2 separate regions of the Homo sapiens genome follow, and region 2 is linked to region 1. Evidence: chromatin loops called from intact Hi-C (ENCODE). Cell type or tissue: heart right ventricle. All regions are shown on one strand. Links, peaks and the distances in the headings refer to the core of each region. The heading gives the core; the rest is flanking DNA. Region 1 has its middle 11 kb from the start of OGDH. Region 2 overlaps OGDH (oxoglutarate dehydrogenase).

The links. Hi-C counts contacts between places; a loop is a spot of excess contacts. Peaks named below come from ENCODE experiments on the same cell type or tissue, not always from the same donor. Only the 100,000 strongest peaks of a DNase experiment are listed, where the experiment ranks them.
Region 2: it touches region 1 in a loop (2.3-fold over the local background); 10 of 110 quality-filtered maps call a loop at or near these places.

Annotation. Positions count from the first base shown.
Region 1 is chr7:44,590,591-44,600,010 of GRCh38, reverse strand. No RefSeq gene overlaps it. Among named protein-coding and RNA genes, the nearest start is that of OGDH, 11 kb to the left of the region's middle. In heart right ventricle, for the core only: a CTCF peak has its summit at 3,925; no DNase peak of the experiment used is centred there; H3K27ac peaks cover 1,398 bases.
Region 2 is chr7:44,686,381-44,695,800 of GRCh38, reverse strand. It overlaps OGDH (oxoglutarate dehydrogenase), which reads right to left. Exons shown (of 23, transcript NM_002541.4): 11 at 1,797-1,976; 12 at 1,225-1,377. Among named protein-coding and RNA genes, the nearest start is that of ZMIZ2, 58 kb to the left of the region's middle. In heart right ventricle, for the core only: no CTCF peak of the experiment used is centred there; a DNase peak (open chromatin) is centred at 1,760; H3K27ac peaks cover 2,162 bases.

The DNA.
Region 1 (9,420 bases), core at 2,548-5,047:
ACCCAGGCTGGAGTACAGTAGCATGATCATAGGATCATAGCTCATTGCAGCCTTGAACTCCTGGGCTCAAGTGATCCTCCTGCCTCAGCCTCCTGAGTAGCTGGGACTACAGATATGTACCACCACACCCAGCTACTTTTAAATTTTTATATAGAGACAGGGTTTCAGTATGTTGCTTAGGCTGGTTTCAACCTCCTGTTAAGCAATACTGTTGCCTCAGCATTCTAGTGATGGGATTACAGGCGCGAGCTACCATGCCTGGCCAGCTGTTGAGACCTTGATAGGTAGGCATTGTATTGAATCTGTAGATCACTGGGTAGTACTGACATCTTAACAATACTAAATCTTCCAGTCCATGAATACAGGATCTTTCCATTTATTTAGATTGTCTTTAATTTCTTTCAGCAATGTTTTATAGTTATCAATGTATATGTCTTTCACCTCCTTGGTTAAATTGATTCCTAGATACTTTATATTTTCCAATGCATATGTAAGTGGAATTGTTGTCTTAATTTCCTTTTCTTTTTTTTTTTGAGACAGTGTCTTGTTCTGAGGCCCAGGCTGGAGTGCAATGGCCTGATGCAATCTCAGCTCACTGCAACCTCTGCATTCCGGGGTCAGGTGATCCTCCCACCTCAACCTCCTGAGTAGCTGGGATTATAGGTGCACACCACCACGACCAGCTATATTTTCTATTTTTAGTAGAGATGGGGTTTCTCCATGTTGCCCAAACTGTTCTTGAACTTCTGGGTTCAACCAATCCGTCTGCCTTGGCCTCCCAAAGTGCTGGGATTACAGGTGTGAGCCACCATGCCTGGCCTTAATTTCCTTTTCTGATTGTTCATTACTGATGTATAGATTTTTGGGTGTTGATATTGTGTCCTGTGACTTTGCTGATATTGTTAATTAGCTCTCGTAACCTTCTTGTGGATTCTTTGAGATTTTCTATATGTAAGATTTAGTCATCTGTCAATAGAAATAGTTTTCCTTCTTCCTTTCCTGTTAGGATGCCTTTGGTTTCTGTTTCTCATCTAATTGCCCTGGCCAGAGCAGCCAGTACAATTTGAATAGCAGTGGTGAAAGTGGGAGTCCTTGTCTTGTTCCTAATTGGTGGAACAATCAGGGGAAAGCTTTCAGTCTTTTACTGTTGAGTGTGATGTTTGCTCTGGGATTTTCATAGATGCCCTTTAACATGTTAAGGAAGTTTCCTCCTATTCCTAGTTTTCTGAATGTTTTCTTTTTGTCATGAAAGGGCATTGGATTTTGTCAAATGCTTTTTCTTTATCACTTGAGATAATCGTGTTTTTTCTCCCTTCTATTACTATGATATATCACATTAATTGATTTTCTTTACAAAAATTTTTAAACATTTTATGTTTCTTTTTTTGAGATGGAGTCTCGCTCTGTCACCCAGGCTGGAATGCAGTGGCACAATCTCAGCTCACTGCAACCTCCACTTCCCAGGTTCAAGCAATTCTCCTGCCTCAGCTTCCTGAGTAGCTGGGATTACAGGCACCTGCCACCACAGCTGGTTAATTTTTTTTGTACTTGTAGTAGAGACAGGGTTTCACCATGTTGGCCAGGCTGGTCTGGAACTCCTGACCTCAGGTGATCCACCTGTCTCGGGTTCCCAAAGTGCTGAGATTACAGGCGTGAGTCACCACGCCCAGCCTTAATTTATTTTAAGTTCCAGGATACATGTGCGGGACATGCAGGTTAGTTATATAGGTAAATGTGTGCCATGGTGGTTTGCTGCACCTATCAACCCATCACCTAGTTATTAAGCCCCATATGCATTGGCTATTTATCCTAATGCTGTGCCCTTCCTGGATTTTTTTTTTTTTTTTGAGATGGAGTTTTGTTCTTGTCTCCCAGGCTGGAGTGCAATGGCATGGTCTTGGCTCACTGCAACCTCCGCGTCCCGGGTTCAAGCGATTCTTCTGCCTCAGCCTCCTGAGTTGCTGGGATTACAGGTGCCCACCACTACACCTGGCTAATTTTTGCATTTTTAGGAGAGGGGTTTCACCATGTTGGCCAGGCTGGTCTGGGACTCCTGACCTCAGGTGATCCACTCACCTCAGCCTCCCAAAGTGCTGGGATTACAGGCATAAGCCACCGTGCCCGGCCTCTTTTTTTTTAATTAAAAAAAAAATTTTAGGCTGGGCACGGTGGCTGATGCCTATAATTCTAACACTCTGGGTGACTGAGGTAGGTGGATCTCTTGAGCTCAGGAGTTTGAGATCAGCTTAGGCAACATGGTGAAACCCCATCTTTCCAAAAAAATACAAAAATTAGCCAGGCCTGGTAGCACGACCTGTAGTCCCAGCTGTTTGGGGTGCTGAAATGGGAGGATCACCAGAGCCTGGGGGTCGAGGCTGCAGTGAGCCGTGATCATGCCACTACACTCCATCCTGGAGGATGACACAGTGAGACACTGTCTCAAATTTTTTTTTTTTTTTTTTTTTTAGTAAACACAATATCTTGCTGTGTTGTCCAGGCTGGTTTTGAACTCCTGACTTGAAGTGATCCCCCCACTCCCTGCCTTGGCCTCCCAAAGTGCTGGAATCACAGGCATGCACCACCGCACCTGGCCAGCATGAATTGATTTTTTTTTTCTTTCTGAGACGGAGTCTTGCTCTGTTGCCCAGGCTGGAGTGCAATGGCATGATCTCGGCTCACTGCAACCTCTTCCTCCTAGGTTCAAGCGTTTTTCCTGCCTCAACCTCCGTAGCTGGGATTACAGGCGCGTGCCACCACGTCCAGCTAATTTTTGTATTTCTATTAGAGACAGGGTTTCACCATGTTGGTCAGGTTGGCCTCAAACTCCTGACCTCAGGTGATCCCCCTGCCTCCCCCTCCCCTCTCCCCCCTCCTCCCTTCCCTCACTCTCCTCTCCTTTTCCCTCCCACTCCCCCCTCCCCCTTTCCTCCCTTCCCTCCCTCTCCTCCCCTCCCTTCCCCTCCCCCCTCCTTTCCCCTCCTGTCTTCTCTCCCCTCCCGTCTGCTCCCCTTCCCCCTTCCCTTCCCCTTCCCTCCCTCCCCTCCCTTTCCCTCCCTCCCCTCCCTTTCCCTCCCTCCCCTCTTTTCTTTCTCTCTCTCTCTTTCTCACCTCCCTCCCTCCCTTCTCTCTCTCTCTCTCTTTATTTTTGGACAGGGGTCTCACTGTGTCCTCCAGACTGGAGTGAAGTGGCATGATCATGGCTCACTGCAGCCTCCACCTCCCAGGCTCAGGTGATTCTCCCATCTCAGTCTCCTGAGTAGCTGAGACTACAGGCACACCCCACCACACCCGGCTAATTTTTAAAATATTTTTTGTAGAGATGGGGTCTCGCCATGTTGCCCAGGCTGGCCTCAAACTCCTGAGCTCAAGTGATCTGCCCGCCTTGGCCTCCCAAAATGTTGGGGTTACAGGCGTGAGCCACCATGCCTGGCCATGAATTGATTTTCTTACATTGAACCTGCAGGACAGTTCTCTGGGTGGCCTTGAACTGATCCAGTTCTCCCCCACTTTCTCACTTATAGTTTTCAAGAATAACTGTAGAATGGGCTGGTATTGCAACATCCTGAGATGGGGGGAATTGGCTGGAACAGCCTGGGCTCTATTCCAGTTTCTCCTTGAAACAGGATGTCTTTCAGTGCTTTAGCCCAGTGTTTCATGTGGTCCCTGGGATAGAAAACCCTTGGCCGACTACTTTCTGGGGTCTCTCAACTGTGGTGCAAGTGGGGCAGGTACAGATGAGACTTCACTGCCTCAAGCAGCCTTCCTGAGCCTTGGGGTACTGGCTCAATCTGAATCCTAGGCTGCTGTTGTCCCTTGCTGCCTATCTATAAATAGTAAACCTGTTTCATGTGACTTATTGTGTATGTGAGGCAGTGTTCTGCCTCGCTGGATTCAGGAAAGTAGTAAAAGTGCAGCCCAAGAGGCAGTAGGCTGAAGTGGTAACCAGTGCACAGAGGACCTGCTTCACAGAGCCACTTGTGCATTCATGGCTAAAATCCACTGGGTCATGGTGTATAATCCTCTTGTTTTTTTTCTTGAGACAGGGCCTCGCTTTTGTCACCCAGGCTGGAGTGCAGTGGCACAATCTCGGCTGACTGCAACCTCTGCTTCCCAGCTCAAGCGATCCTCCAGTCTCAGCTTCCCAAGTAGCTGAGACCACAGGCACAAGCCAGCATGCCTGGCTCATTTTTGTATTTTCTGTAGAGATGTGGTTTCGCCATGTTGCCCAGGCCGGTTTTGAACTCCTGAGCTCAAAGAGATCTGCCTATTTTGGCATCCCAAAGTTCTAGGAATGCAGGCATGAGCCACCATGCCCCCAGCTATATATAATCCTCTTAATATGCTGTTGGATTTGGTTTGCTACTATTTTGTTAAGGACTTTTACATCTAGAATCATAACAGATATTGGTTTGTTTTCTTGTGATGTCTTTAAATGGCTTTAGTATTAGGTTAATGCTGGCTTCATAGAATGAGTTAGGAAATGTTCCCGCTCTTCAATTTGTTGGAGGAGTTTAAGAAGGATTGGTGTTGGCTGGGCAAGGTGATTCATGCCTGTAATCCCAGCACTTTGGGAGGCCAAGGAGGGTGGATCACCTGAGATCACGAGTTGGAGACCAGCCTGTAAATATGGTGAAACCCCATCGCTACCAAAAATACAAAAATAGCCAGGTGTGGTGGCGGGCACCTGTAATCCCAGCTACTCGGGAGGCTGAGACAGGAGAATTGTTTGAACCTGGGAGGTGGAGGTTGCAGTGAGCTGAGATCGTGCCACTGCACTCCAGCCTGGGTGACAGAGCGAGACTTCGTCTCAAAAAAAAAAAAAAAAAAAAGGATTGGGGATTGGTGTTAATTATTCTTTAGGTGTTTGATAGAATTTACCAGGGAAACTATTCCTGGACTTTATTTTGTCACTTTAGGTAATTTGTGTGTTTCTAGAAATTTGTCCAGTTCATGTAAATTAATCAAACTTGTTGGTATGTAATTTTTTTTTTTTTGAGATGGAGTCTTTCTCTGTTGCCCAGGCTGCAGTGCAGTGGCATGACCTTGGCTCACTGCAACCTCTGCTTGCCGGGTTCAAGAGATTCTCCTGGCTCAGCCTCCCAAGTAGCTGGGATTACGGGTGCCTGCCACCACACCCAGCTAATTTTTTTATTTTTATTTATTTATTTATTTTGAGATGGAGTCTCACTCTGGCACCCAGGCTGGAGTGCAATGGCGCAATCTTGGCTCACTGCCACCTCTACTTCCCAGGTTCAAGCTATCTTCCTGCCTCACCCTCCCAAGTAGCTGGGATTACAGGTACGTTCCACCACACTCAGCTAATTTTTGTATTTTTATTTATTTATTTATTTTTATTTTTACTTTGGAGACAGAGTCTCGCTCTGTCACCCAGGCTGGAGTACAGTGGCACGATCTCCTCTCACTGCAACATCTGCCTCCCAGGTTCAAGCGATTCTCCTGCCTCAGCCTCCCAAGTACCTGGGATTACAGGCGCCCGCCACCACGCCTGACTAGTTTTTGTATTTTTAGTAGAGATGTGATTTCACCATGTTGGCCAGGCTGGTCTCCGACACCTGACCTCTGGTGATCTGCCCACCTTGGCCTCCCAAAGTGCTGGGATTATAGGCGTGAGCCACCACACCCCACGGTATGTAATTTTGTATAATATTCTCTTATCTTTTTTATTTCTATATGGTCGGTAATGCCTCCACTTTCATTTCTGATTTTAATTATTTGTGTCTTCTTTTTTCTGTGTTAGTGTAGGGAAAGGTTTGTTCATTTTGTTGATCTTTTCAAAGAACCAACTTTTGCTATCATTGACTCTATTGTTTTTCTATCCTCTATTTTATTTATCCCTACTTTAATCTTTATTGTGTCCTTCCTTTTGCTAGTTTGGGGTTTAGTTGGCTCTTTTTCAAGTTCATCAAGGTATAAATTTGGTTATTGATTTGATATCTTTCTTCATTTCCACTATCACAAATTTTACACATGATCTTCTTTAAATGTAGACATTTACAACTATATATTTCCCTTTGAACACTGCCTTTAACTACATCCCATAACTTTTGCTCAGTATGATTTTTCATTAAAGTATACATTCCATATTCATTCAACAAATATTTGTTTGTTTATTTGTTTGCTTTTAGAGACAGAGTTTCACTCTGTTGCCCAGGCTGGAGTGAAGTGGCACGATCTTGGCTCACTGCAACCTCCACCTCCTAGGTTCAAGCGATTCTTGCACCTCAGCCTCCCAAGTAGCTGGGATTACAGGCGCCCGCCACCATGCCCAGCTAATTTTTTGTATTTTTAGTAGAGATGGGGTTTCGCCACGTTGCCCAGGCTGGTCTCAAACTCCTGAGCTCAGGCAATCCACCGCTCCAGCCTCCCAAACTGCTAGGATTACAGGCATGAGCCACCACAACCAGCCTCATTCAACAAATATTTATACTGGTTTGCTTCTAGGTGCTGGGGATACAGAGGTGAACACAACAGACAGGCGGGATCTATGTTATTACAGAGGTGACATTTTCAGGATGTACAAACAAGGTAGTAATTGATGGTTTGAAATCCATAGATAAAATGGTACTGTGATAGAGAGTGGCAGTAGCACTTCTTTCCTTCTTTCTTTCTCTCTCTTTCTTCTCTCTCTCTCTTTCTTTCTTTCTTTTTTTGTTTTTTGACCAAGTTTCACTCAGAGTGGCAATAGCACTTCTTTCCTTCTTTCTTTCTCTCTTTCTTTCTTTTCTCTCTCTTTCTTTTTTTTTTGTTTTTTGTTTTTTGACGGAGTTTCGCTCTTGTCGCCCAGGCTGGAGTGCAGTGGCATGATCTCTGCTCACTGCAACCTGCACCTCCTGGGTTCAAGCAATTCTCCTGCCTCAGTCTCCTGAGTAGCTTGGATTACAGGCTCCTGCCACCACACCTGGCTAATTTTTTGAATTTTTAGTAGAGATGAGGTTTCGCCATGTTGGGCAGGCTGGTCTTGAACTCCTCACCTCAGGTGATCTGCCCACCTGGGCCTCCCAAAGTGCTGGGATTACAGGTGTGAGATACCGCGCCCAGCCTCTTTCTTAATTTTTGAGACAGGGTCTCATTCTGTCACCCAGTCTGGAGTACAGCGGTGTGATCTCGGCTAACTGCAGCCTCTGCCTCCCAGGCTCAAACCATCCTCCCATTTCAGCCTCCTGAGTAGCTGGGACCACAGGCATGTGCTACCATACACAGGTAAGTTTTGTATTTTTGGTAGAGACAGGGTTTCACCATGTTGCCCAGGCTGGTCTCAAACTCTTGAGCTCAGGTGATCCACCTTCCTCGGCCTCCCAAAGTGCTGGGATCACAGGCATGAGGCACTGCGCCTGGTCTCTAGCATTTAATTTTTAATTTTTATTTTATTAAATAAATAACACATTATTTTCTGTTTTTTACTCTCAAACTCCTTTTGACTTTGATTTTTAATTTTTTATTTATTTATTTTTTTAGAGACAGGGTCTCACTTTGTCATCCAGGTTGGAGTGCAGTGGCATGATCATAGCTCATTACAGCCTCAAACTCCTGGCTTCAAGCATTCTCCTGCCTCAGCCTCCCAAAGTGCTGGGGTTATAGGCATAGGTCACTATACCTCGCCTCAAATTCCTTTTTACCAAGTGACATATTCATATGGCTCAGAAATAAAAAGTATATTTAAAAGTTTTGTTTGTAAAGTCTCCTACCCCATGACCATCCACCTCATTCTTTGTTGGCTTGCCAGACCCCTTCCCTGCTGGGGTTAACTCTTGTTGGATCATGGGGCAGTCATTTATCCTGGGGTGAGAGCAGAGGTGGAGGGAATTCAGGGGTTTGGTAGTGGCCATTTACCGACCAGGACAAGAATATTTCTATATTTTAACCAGTATAACCCTACTGGTGTATATGAGCTAAATCTTAGGTTACCTATAACCACTTACATTAGTTTCTTAAATATTCTTCCAGTGTTTTTTCATGAAGGTACAAATACCAAAGAGAGTTTACTATGTATTCTCTTCCGCATCTGCTTTTCAAATTGATGGCCAGGTGCAGTGGCTCACACTTGTAATCCCAGCACTTTGGGAGGCCAAGGTGGGTGATCACCTGAGGTTGGGAGTTCGAGACCAGCCTGGCCAACATGGTAAAACCCCATGTCTACTAAAAATACAAAAATTAGCCAGGTGTGATGGTGCACACCTGTAATCCCAGCTACTTGGGAGGTTGAGGCATGAGAATCAGTTGAACCCAGGAGGCAGAAGTTGCAGTGAGCTGAGATGGCGCCACTGTACTCGGGCCTGGGCTGCAGAGTGAGACTCTGTCTCAAAAAAAAAAAAAAAAAAAAAAAAAGGCTGGGCGCGGTGGCTCACACCTGTAATCCCAGCACTTTGGGAGGCCGAGGCGGGCGGATCACAAGGTCAGGAGTCGAGACCATCCTGGCTAACACGGTGAAACCCCGTCTCTACTAAAAATACAAAAAACTAGCCGGTCGCGGTGGCAGGTGCCTGTAGTCCCAGCTACTCGGGAGTTTGAGGCAGGAGAATGGTGCAAACCTGGGAGGCGGAGCTTGCAGTGAGCCGAGATTGCGCCACTGCACTCCAGCCTGGGTGACAGAGCAAGACTCCGTCTCAAAAAAAAAAAAAAAAAAAAGAAAGGAAAACAAATTGAACAGTATATCCTGGAAATCTTTCTATTCGTATAAAGCTTTTCAGTTCATAGAGAGCTTCCTGACTTTTTCCAGTTGCATAACTGCATTGTGTGGTTTCAGTAGGGATAGCTCATCAGCGTTCCATTTGGTATTGGCTGGGGCAGCTCCACTGGGACTGCAGGATCCAAGATGGCTTCATTCCAATGACTGGTCCAATTGGGTGGGCTGGACCTCCTGTCAGCTGGGTTCCAAGGGAATGAAAATGGAAGCTGCAAGGTCTCTTATGGCCTAAGCCCCAGAAGTCATATAGCTTCTCTTCCACTGCATTGAATTGGTCAGAACAAACCACAGGGCCAGTTCAAATTCAAGTTGAGGGAAAATAGACTCCACCCCTCAATGGGAGGAACAGTATGTGTTTATAGGGATTGGAGGAATTGTCAGCAGTGGTCTTTGCAGACAGTAACACACCAAAGCCCAATCAAGGTTCACGTCTTTTTTGGTATTATGCATCTTTTTATTTATTTTTTTGAGATAGGGTCTCACTCTGTCACCCTGGCTGGGTGCAATGGCGCGATTTGGGTTCACTGCAACCTCCACCTCTTGGACTCAAGCAATCCTCCCACCTCAGCTTCTTGAGTAGCTGGGACTATAGTCACACAACACCACTCCTGGCTTAACTTTTGTATTTTTTGTAGAGGTGGGATTTAGCCATGTTGCCCAGGTTGGTCTTGAACTTCTGGGCTCAAGCGATCCACCCACCTGGGCCTCCCAAAGTG
Region 2 (9,420 bases), core at 501-3,000, 98 kb before region 1:
TCTTTTCACTCCCAAAAGTTTCTTCCTCACATTTGCTGGGTAGAGATTCTGCTCGGAGTTTGAACCCCTAACCCTTCACCACTTTTTTTTTTTTTTTTTGAGACGGAGTCATGCTCTGTCACCAGGCTGGAGTGCAATGGCGCGATCTTGCCTCACTGCAACTTCCGCCTCCCGGGTTCAAGCGATTCTCCTGCCTCAGCCACCTGAGTAGCTGGGACTACAAGTGCGTGCCACCACGCCCAGCAAATTTTTGTATTTTTAGTAGACGGGGTTTCACCATGTTGGCCAGGATGGTCTCGATCTCTTGACCTCATGATCCACCTGCCTCAGTCTCCCAAAGTGCTGCAATTACAGGCATGAGCCACCACGCCCAGCCCACCACATTTTTTCTTAAGAACTGGTCCAGGCCAGGCGCAGTGGCTCATGCCTATAATCCCAGCACTTTGGGAGGCCAAGACAGGCAGATCACTTGAGGTCAGGAGTTCAAGACCAGCCTGGCCAACACGGGGAAACCCTGTTTCTACTAAAAATACAAAAATTAGCTAGGCGTGGTGGCTCGCACCTGTAATCCCAGGTACTTGGGACGCTGAGACATGAAAACTGCTTGAAGTAAGGAGGTGGAGGTTGCAGTGAGCTAAGATCATGCCACGGCACTCCAGCCTGGGTGACAGAGCTAGACTCCGTCTCAAAAAACAAAACAAAACAAAAAAAAAACTGGTTCACAAAGCTCTGTCTCCAGCATAGGCTACAGGCTATCAGGTTGTTCTGATCTGGGATCTGTCCTGTTCCCATGCTCAGATATAGCTCCTCACACCCACCCTCTCCCTCTCTAGGGCAGCTGCTTGGCCTTCCCACTCACAACCAACCAGCACTTACTATCCAGATTACAACAGGCCCCTTACCAAGCTGGATCCACCACCCACCTCTCAACCATGCACAATTTGTGAAATCTGAGAAAACCTACTGGGCTGCTACTACCTCAACCTGAAAACATCCCCTTCCCTTCCCCAAAACACTGTTTAAGGCCCACTTCCTTTATAAAGCATCTCAGTGGCCCAGATTCTCCAAAAAGTTATGCATTGAAATGCTGTAGTTGTAAATATTTCACATCCTCTCACGTGTATCCTCATAACTGGCAAAAGTGAGAACTGGCCCTGTGGCCCACCTTTTCTAGTCATCGCCAGCCCTGGAAAGGCGCACTGGGATAGAGCCGCAGGGACGTACCTCATACTCAGGCTGGTTGACCACACCCTGCGACACCAGCAGCTCAGCGTACTTCTGTAACACAGGCTTCTGCTTGCGGATCTGCTTGTACATGAGCGGCTGCGTGAACATGGGCTCATCCATCTCGTTGTGGCCGTTGCGCCGGTAACACACCTGCTCAGAGCAGTGAGAGGATGTCAGAGACAAGGGCTGGCCCCTTGGGAAGAAGTGCTGTTCAGGCACCTGCCCCATCTCTCCTAGGTGATGGCCACGTTCTTCATTCCTCATGCCTGCCCTGGAGTTTACCTTCTCTAGAATTAGGATTCTGTGTATCTCTCCTTCACACAGTAGAGCTGCTCTGTCAATGAGGAGTGGCCCTCCTCACCACCACAGCTCCTGCCTGGGAAGCATTCCTTGGTGCTTACAGGCCTGAACTATTTGGAGCTCAAAGGAACCAGCATGAGGCCTGGCAGTAGAGAGCCCTGAGGTGACTCATCTAGACAAGCTCCTCTCCTTGGGACACAGGGGTGCCGAGGGCAAGAGGGGTGGGTCAGATGCTCTGCCCAGGACGTGCTGTCCCCAGAGTCACTCACCAAATCGACAACCACGTCCTTGTGGAAGGTGCTCCTCCACTCGGCCGCCACTTTGCACACGTACATGACAGCCTCGGGGTCATCTGAGTTCACGTGGAAAATGGGGGCATTCACCACTCGGGCCACGTCAGTGGGGTAGGGGGAGGAGCGGGCCATCCGAGGGTCGGTGGTGAAGCCGATCTGCAAGGAACATGTAGCCTAGCAAGAGGGCACCTGGCACAGCCGGCACAGGGACCAGAGGGCGGGGCTGAGGCCGGGCATGGCATGCACTTGCCATCTGGCTACTCTGAGTACGTACCCCAAAATGGCTGTTTACACTTTTTCTTTTCCTTTGTTTTTTCCTATTCTGATAACAAAATCCATATATATTTAACATAGAGAATTTAAAAGACATAGTATGAAAAGTTAAATTAAGTTACCTATAATTCCACAGGCTATGGGGTAAATATTCTGATGTTTTCCTTTCCAGATTATTTTCTTTGTATGCATATATATGTAAATAAATACTTAAATTTGGGATCTTATTATTTCTATTATTTTGATTAATTCTTTTTATTTTTTGTAGAGATAGGGTCTCACCATGTTGCCCAGGCTGGCCTCAAACTCCTGGGCCTAAGTAATCCTCCTGTCTCGGCTTCCCGAAGTGTTATTATAGGAGTGAGGCACTGTGCCCAGCCTAAGAATTTTTTTTTTTTTTTGAGACGAAGTCTCACTCTGTTGCCCAAGCAGAGTGCAATGGCGTGATCTCAGCTCACTGCAACTTCCACCTCCCGGGTTCAAGCGATTATCCTGCCTTAGCCTCCCCAGTAGCTGGGAATACAGGCACGCACCACCATGCCTGGCTAATTTTTGTTATTTTTAGTAGAGACGGGGTTTCACTATGTTAGCCAGGCTGATTTTGAACTCCTGACCTTGTGATCCACCTGCCTCAGCCTCCCAAAGTGCTGGGATTACAGGAGTGAGCCACCACGCCCAGCAAGAATTTTTTTTTTTTTTTTAAAGAGAGAGTCATGGTCTGTCAACCAGACTGGAGTGCAGTGGTGCAATCGTAGCTCACCTCTCATGCCAGCCTTCTGTGTAGCTGGTGTTATAGGTGTGCACCACCAGGCCCAGCTAATTTTTAAATTTTTTTTGTAGAGATGGGGTCTTGCCATGTTGCCCGGGCTGGTCTTGAACTTTGGGGCTCAAGTGATCCTTCTGCCTCGGCCTCCCAAAATGCTGGGATTACAGGTGTGAGCCACAGTACCCAGCCAGAAAAGAAAATTTAAAGGCTTCATAACATTCCCTACCAGTTAGATGTACCAAAATTTAATGATATATTCATAATTTTATGGTTTGCATTTAAATTTTTATCTTATGATATATTTCAAACACAAAGCATGATAATACCACACTGCTCATCCTTAACGCCTTCACCTAACATGAACAAATCCCAACGGTTTCGCCATATTTGTTAGTGGACCAAAATGTTTCTGTCACAGAGGCTCAAGCCCGCAGGCCTCCTTACCCTTAAATCAGAGGAGGACACTGCCACAAGTTGCTATTTGTACTTCATATGTCCGTAAACAGTATATAGTATCTTCTGAGGCTTGTTGGTAACTTTGCAGTTTGCCTTTTAACATTTGCTTTTATGATACACCCAGGTTGAAACATGTAGCTATACTTCCTTTAGTCTCTACTTTCCAGTGAAACTTAACCAGACACAGTATACCCCACAGAGTATTTATCCATTCTCCTGTTGGTGGACATTTCTTTTGTTTCCAATTTGTGGTAAACACAATGTTGCTGTACACATCCTTATACAAATTTTCTCCCTCAAACGCTGAGTTTTTTTGCAATCTAATCCTAGAAAGGGAAAACTGAGCCACAGGCATGAGCATTTAAAATTTTTCTAAATGCTCTCCTGAGTAGCTGTTCTACTTACACTCCTACTAGCAGCATATTAATATCCTGCAATTTCCATTTACCATACTGTGACCATTTCCCCAGGATATCAAACTTTTTTTTTTTTTTTTTTTTTTTTAAGACAGAGTCTCATTGTGACTCCCAGGCTGGAGTGCAGTGGTGCACCTCTGCTTACTGCAAGCTCCACCTCCCGGGTTCACACCATTCTCCTGCCTCAGCCTCCTGCGTAGCTGGGACTACAGGTGCCTGCCACCATGCCTGGCTAATTTTTTGTATTTTTTTTTTTTAGTAGAGATGGGGTTTCATGGTGTTAGCCAGGATGGTCTCAATCTCCTGACCTTGTGATCCCCCGCCTCGGCCTCCCAAAGTGCTGGGATTACAGGCGTGAGCCACTGTGCCCGGCCATTCCCTAGGATATTAATCTTTTTTAGTGGTTGTTTAATATCCCTTCCTATGGCTTTGCCAAATTTTATGCAAAGACGCTTCTGCTGTTGGACATAGGTTTGTTTCCTAACTTTGTGGTAGCGCAAATATGGTTTTGACAAAAACCTTTTTTTTTTTTTTTTTTGAGAGAAGGTCTCACTCTGTTGCCCAGGCTGGAACGTAGTGGTGTGATCACGGCTCACTGCAGCCTTGACCTCCCGGGCTCAAGCAATCCTCCTGCCTCAGCCTCCTCAGTAGCTGGGACTACAGATGTGTACCACCACGCCTGGCTAATTTTTGTTTTGTTTTGTTTTGTGTAGAGACAGGGTCTCACTTTGTTGCCCAGGCTGGTCTTGAACTCCTGAGCTCAAGCAATCCTCTTGCCTTGGCCTCCCAAAGTATTGGGAACAGGTTTGAGCCATTGCATCTGGCAGACAAAGAGTCTTATGAAAAAATATTTACCATCAGATGGCTTCCTTAGGTGAAATTTCTGGAAGGGAATTTCTAAGTATGTTCTAAAAGAAATAAGAGACTCAGCTAAGAAGTTACTTCCTCTCCTTCTACAGATCTTCCTGATGCCACACTACCTCATGAGCAATGAGTCAAAGCAGTAAAGAGATAAAGAAAATATTAGCAAAATCTAACTCTATATTTATGTTTAATGGCTTTTACATAATCTCCCTTCTCACACTGACTAAAGAAATGATCAGAAATAGTCAGACACTGATGAGATTAAAAAAAAAATGGTGTATCAGAGCCTGACACATAAGAGAGCCCTGAACAATCTCAGCTGGTATTGAAGCCAGCATTGCCCATCTTGGGCTTCAGCATGTAAAGAAGGGCCTGCAGCAGGAAGTCAGTGATCATAACATGCCTTACTGCTAGAACCTCACAGAAAGAAACCCATTTTGCAAGGTTGAGGTCTCAGCTGCCCTCTCCAATGTTCACCACTGTTATGAGCTTCTGTGCCTTCATGCACATATGGATGGCAGCACACATGACGGAGGTGCACTCTACCAGCAGGATTATCTACTTGGGTGGATGTGCACACACGTGTGATGGAGATGCACTCTACCGGCAGGGTTATCTATACTAGTGGCTGTGCATACACACATATGACAGAGGTATACTCCAAATATACGCTGTACTTTTTTCCACTATGGGTGTATTAATAATACCTCTTAGTATATTATTTGAGGCAGCTATACTTACCACTATACCACCAATGTACTCTCTTAGTATACTTTTGGGAGTTAGTGTTTTAGTAGGAAAATCTCGCTAAGAGGAAAAGCTGGTCTGGGAGACAAAGGAACCTTTAGGGCCAAATGGTTTCTCCTCTCACCTCTAGCCCTTCTCACCCCTCCCATTTACTTCAACCCTGACAACTCGTTCACTAGCTGTGCCAATACTTCCAATGAGGAGGAATCCAAAACTTCTGGAGGAGCTGGTTCCCCTGTTGGAACAGGTCTCACTGTTAGGAGTTCTTCCTTTCATTCAACTAATATCTGCTTCTTGGGTAATTGTAGCCACCCACTGGAGCTAACTCTGTCCATTAGATGCTTTGCTACTCAATCATTTATATTTGAAAATAGTATCCAAGTGCAAAAGAATGAAGCGGGACTCCTTTGCACCATGCACAAAAATTAACTCAAAACAGATCATAGATGTAAGGGCTAAAACTATAAGACTCAGAAGAAAGCATAGGAGGTAAAACTTTGTGACCTCGGATTAGGCAAAGCCTTCTTGGATATGACACCAAAAATCACAAGCAACAAAAGAAAAAACAGATAAATTATGCTTGATAAAAAATAAAACTTTTGTGCTTCCAAGGACACCAAAATTGTCCCATATTTGCAAATCATCGGATACATGGCTCATATCCAGAATATATAAAGAACTCTTACAACTCAACAATAAAAAGACAATCCAGTCAAAAAATAGGCAGAGGATCTGAATAGAAATTTCCCCAAAGATATACAAATAGCCAATAAGCAAATGAAAAGACACACACATCATTAGTCATTAGGGAAATGCAAATTAAAACCAAAATGAGATATCACCTCACACCTTCTAGGATGGCTAGAATAAAACAGACAATAACAAGAGTTGGTGAGGACATGAAAAAACTGGAATCCTAGCTGGGGGTGCGGTGGCTCATGTGTGTAATCCCAACATTCTGGGAGGCTGAGGCAGGTGGATAACTTGAGGTCAAGAGTTCAAGACCAGCCTGGGCAACATGGCAAAACCCTGTTGCTACCAAAAAAAAAAAAAAAAAAAAAAAAAAGAAAAAAAAATTAGCTGGGAGTGGTGGTGCGTGCCTGTAATCCCAGCTACTTGGGAAACTGAGGCAGAAGAATCGCTAGAACCTGGGAGGCAGAAGTTGCAGTGAGCTAAGACTGTACCACTGCACTCCAGCGTGGGTGACGGGGTAAGACCCTGTCTCAAAAAAAAAAAAAAAAAAAAAAAAAGGAACCCTGATATATTTCCAGTGGGAATGTAAAAATGGCACAGCCACTTTGAAACAGTCTGAGATTTCCACAAAAAGTTGAACACAGAGATACCACATGATCTAGCAATTCTACTCCTACGTATATACCCGAAAAGGAATTCAAACATATGTAGACACAGGCTGGGCACAGTGGCTCATGCCTGTAATAAGAGCACCTTGGGAGGCTGAGGCAGGTAGATCACCTGAGGCCAGGAGTTCGAGACCAGCCTGGCCAACAAGGCGAAACCCCATCTCTACTAAAAATACAAAAATTAGCCGGGCATGGTGGTGCACACCTACAGTCCCAGCTACTCGGGAGGTTCAGGCACTAGAATCGTTTGAACCCGGGAAGTGGAGGTTGCAGTGAGCTGAGATTATGCCACTTGCACTCCAGCCTGGGCCACAGAGAGGAGAGTAGGTGGCACAAAAAACAAACAACAACAAAAAATGTATATATAAGGCCTGGCGCTGTGGCTCACGCTTGTAATCCCAGCACTCTAGGAGGCCGAGGCTGGCGGATCATGAGGTCAGGAGATCGAGACCATCCTGGTTAACAGGGTGAAACCCCATCTCTACTAAAAATACAAAAAATTAGCTGGGCATGGTGGTGGGTGCCTGTAGTCCCAGCTACTTGGGAGGCTGAGGCAGGAGAATGGCGTGAACCTGGGAGGCAGAGCTTGCAATGAGCCGAGATCACACCACTGCACTCCAGCTTGGGCGACAGAGCGAGACTCCGTCTCAAAAAAAAAAAAAAAAAGTATATATAAACACTTGTACATAAATGTTCACAGCAGCATTATTTTATTTCTTTATTTTTTGAGACAGAGTCTTGCTCTGTCACCCAGGCTGTGGTGCAATGGCGTGATCTCGGCTCACCGCAATCTCCGCCTCCCAGGTTCAAGCGATTCTCCTGCTGCAGCTTCGAGAGTAGCTGGGATTACAGGCACGAGCCACCACGCCTGGCTAATTTTTGTATTTTTAGTAGAGACGGGGTTTCATCATGTTGGCCAGGCTGGTCTTGAACTCCTGACCTCAGATGATCCACCTGCCTCGGCCTCCCAAAGTGCTGGGATTACAGGTGTGAGCCACCATGCCCAGCCCACAGCAGCATTATTTATAATAGCCCAAAAGTAGAAACAATCTAAACGTTCGCCAACTGATATAGGGCACATATTGTATGATTCAATTAATATGAACTTTACAGAATAAATACATCTATAGAGACAGAAAGTAGATTAGTGGTTGCTTAGGGCTTGGGAGGATGGAGGGGTAGGAGTAAGATAACTAAGGGATGCAAGGTTTTTCCTTGAGGTGATGAACACTCTGAAATCAACTGTGATAGTTGCACGTATTTATAAATATACTAAAAACCACTTAATTGCAGACTTGTGAAAGGGGTAAATTACATGATAAGTGAACTACATTTAATAAAGCTATTAAAAAATACAATTTAAAAAAGTTGAGCAGGCGGGTGTGGTGACTCACGCCTGTAATCCCAAGCACTTTGGGAGGCTGAGGAGGGTGGATCACTTGAACTCAGGAGTTCAAGACCAGTCAACATGGTCAACACAGTGAAACCCTGTCTCTACAAAAAAAACCATAAAAATTAGCCAGGTGTGGTGGTGCATGGCCATAGTCCCAGCTACTGAGGAGGCTGAAGTGGGAGGATTGCTTGAGCCTCGGAGGTGGAGGCTGCAGTGAGTCTAGATTGTGCCCCTGCACCCCAGCCTGGGCAACAGAGTTAAGAACCTGTCTAAAAATTTAAAAAACAAAAAAAATTTCTTTTTTTTTGGCTGGCCATGGTGGCTCATGCCTGTAATCCCAGCACTTTGGGAGGCCAAGGCAGGCGGATCACTTGAGCTCAGGAGTTCAAGACCAATCTGGCCAACATGGTGAAACTCTGTCTGTACTAAAAATACAAAAATCAGCCAGGGGTGGTGGCAAGCGCCTGTAGTCCCGGCTACTCAGGAGACTGAAGCAGGAGAATCGCTTGAACCTCGGAGGTGGAGGTTGCAGTGAGCCAAGATCACTCCACTGCACTCTAGCCTGGGTGACAGAGCCAGACTCCATCTCAGAAAAAAAAAAAAAAAAAAAAAATTAAAAAAAATTTTTTTAAAAACATGAGCATATCCCAAACAGAAATCCCAAAGAAATTCATGCCAAGATACATCAAACTTCTGAAAACTAGACAAAGAAAAATATGGCCGGGTGTGGTGGCTCATGCCTGTAATCCCAGCACTTTGGGAGGCTGAGGCGGGTGGATCACCTGAGGTCAGGAGTTTGAGACTAGCCTGACCAACATAGTGAAATCTGTCTTTACTGAAAATACAAAAATTAGCTGGGTGTGGTGGCAGGCGCCTGTAGTCACAGCTACTCAGGAGGCTGAAGCAGGAGAATCCTTGAACCCAGGAGGTGGAGGCTACAGTGAGCCGAGATCATGCCATTGCACTCCGGCCTGGGCGACAGAGCAAGACTCCGTCTCAAAAAAAAAAAAAAAAAGAAAAAAAGAAAATAAAAACCTTCCCACAAAGAAAACTGTAAGCCCAGAAGTCTTTCAGTGGTGGATTCTACCAATCATTTAGGAAGGGAATAATATTAATTATACAGAAACTCATTCAGAATATAGAAGAGGAACCTCCTCTTAACATTTCACGAGGCCAGCATTACCCTGATAGCAAAACCAGATAAAGGCATTACAACAAAAGATCAATACCCCTCATGAACATAAGACAAAAATTCCACATTTGAAAATTAATGTACTTCATCATTAGCAAACTATATGGTCATCTCAATGGATGCAGAAGAGCA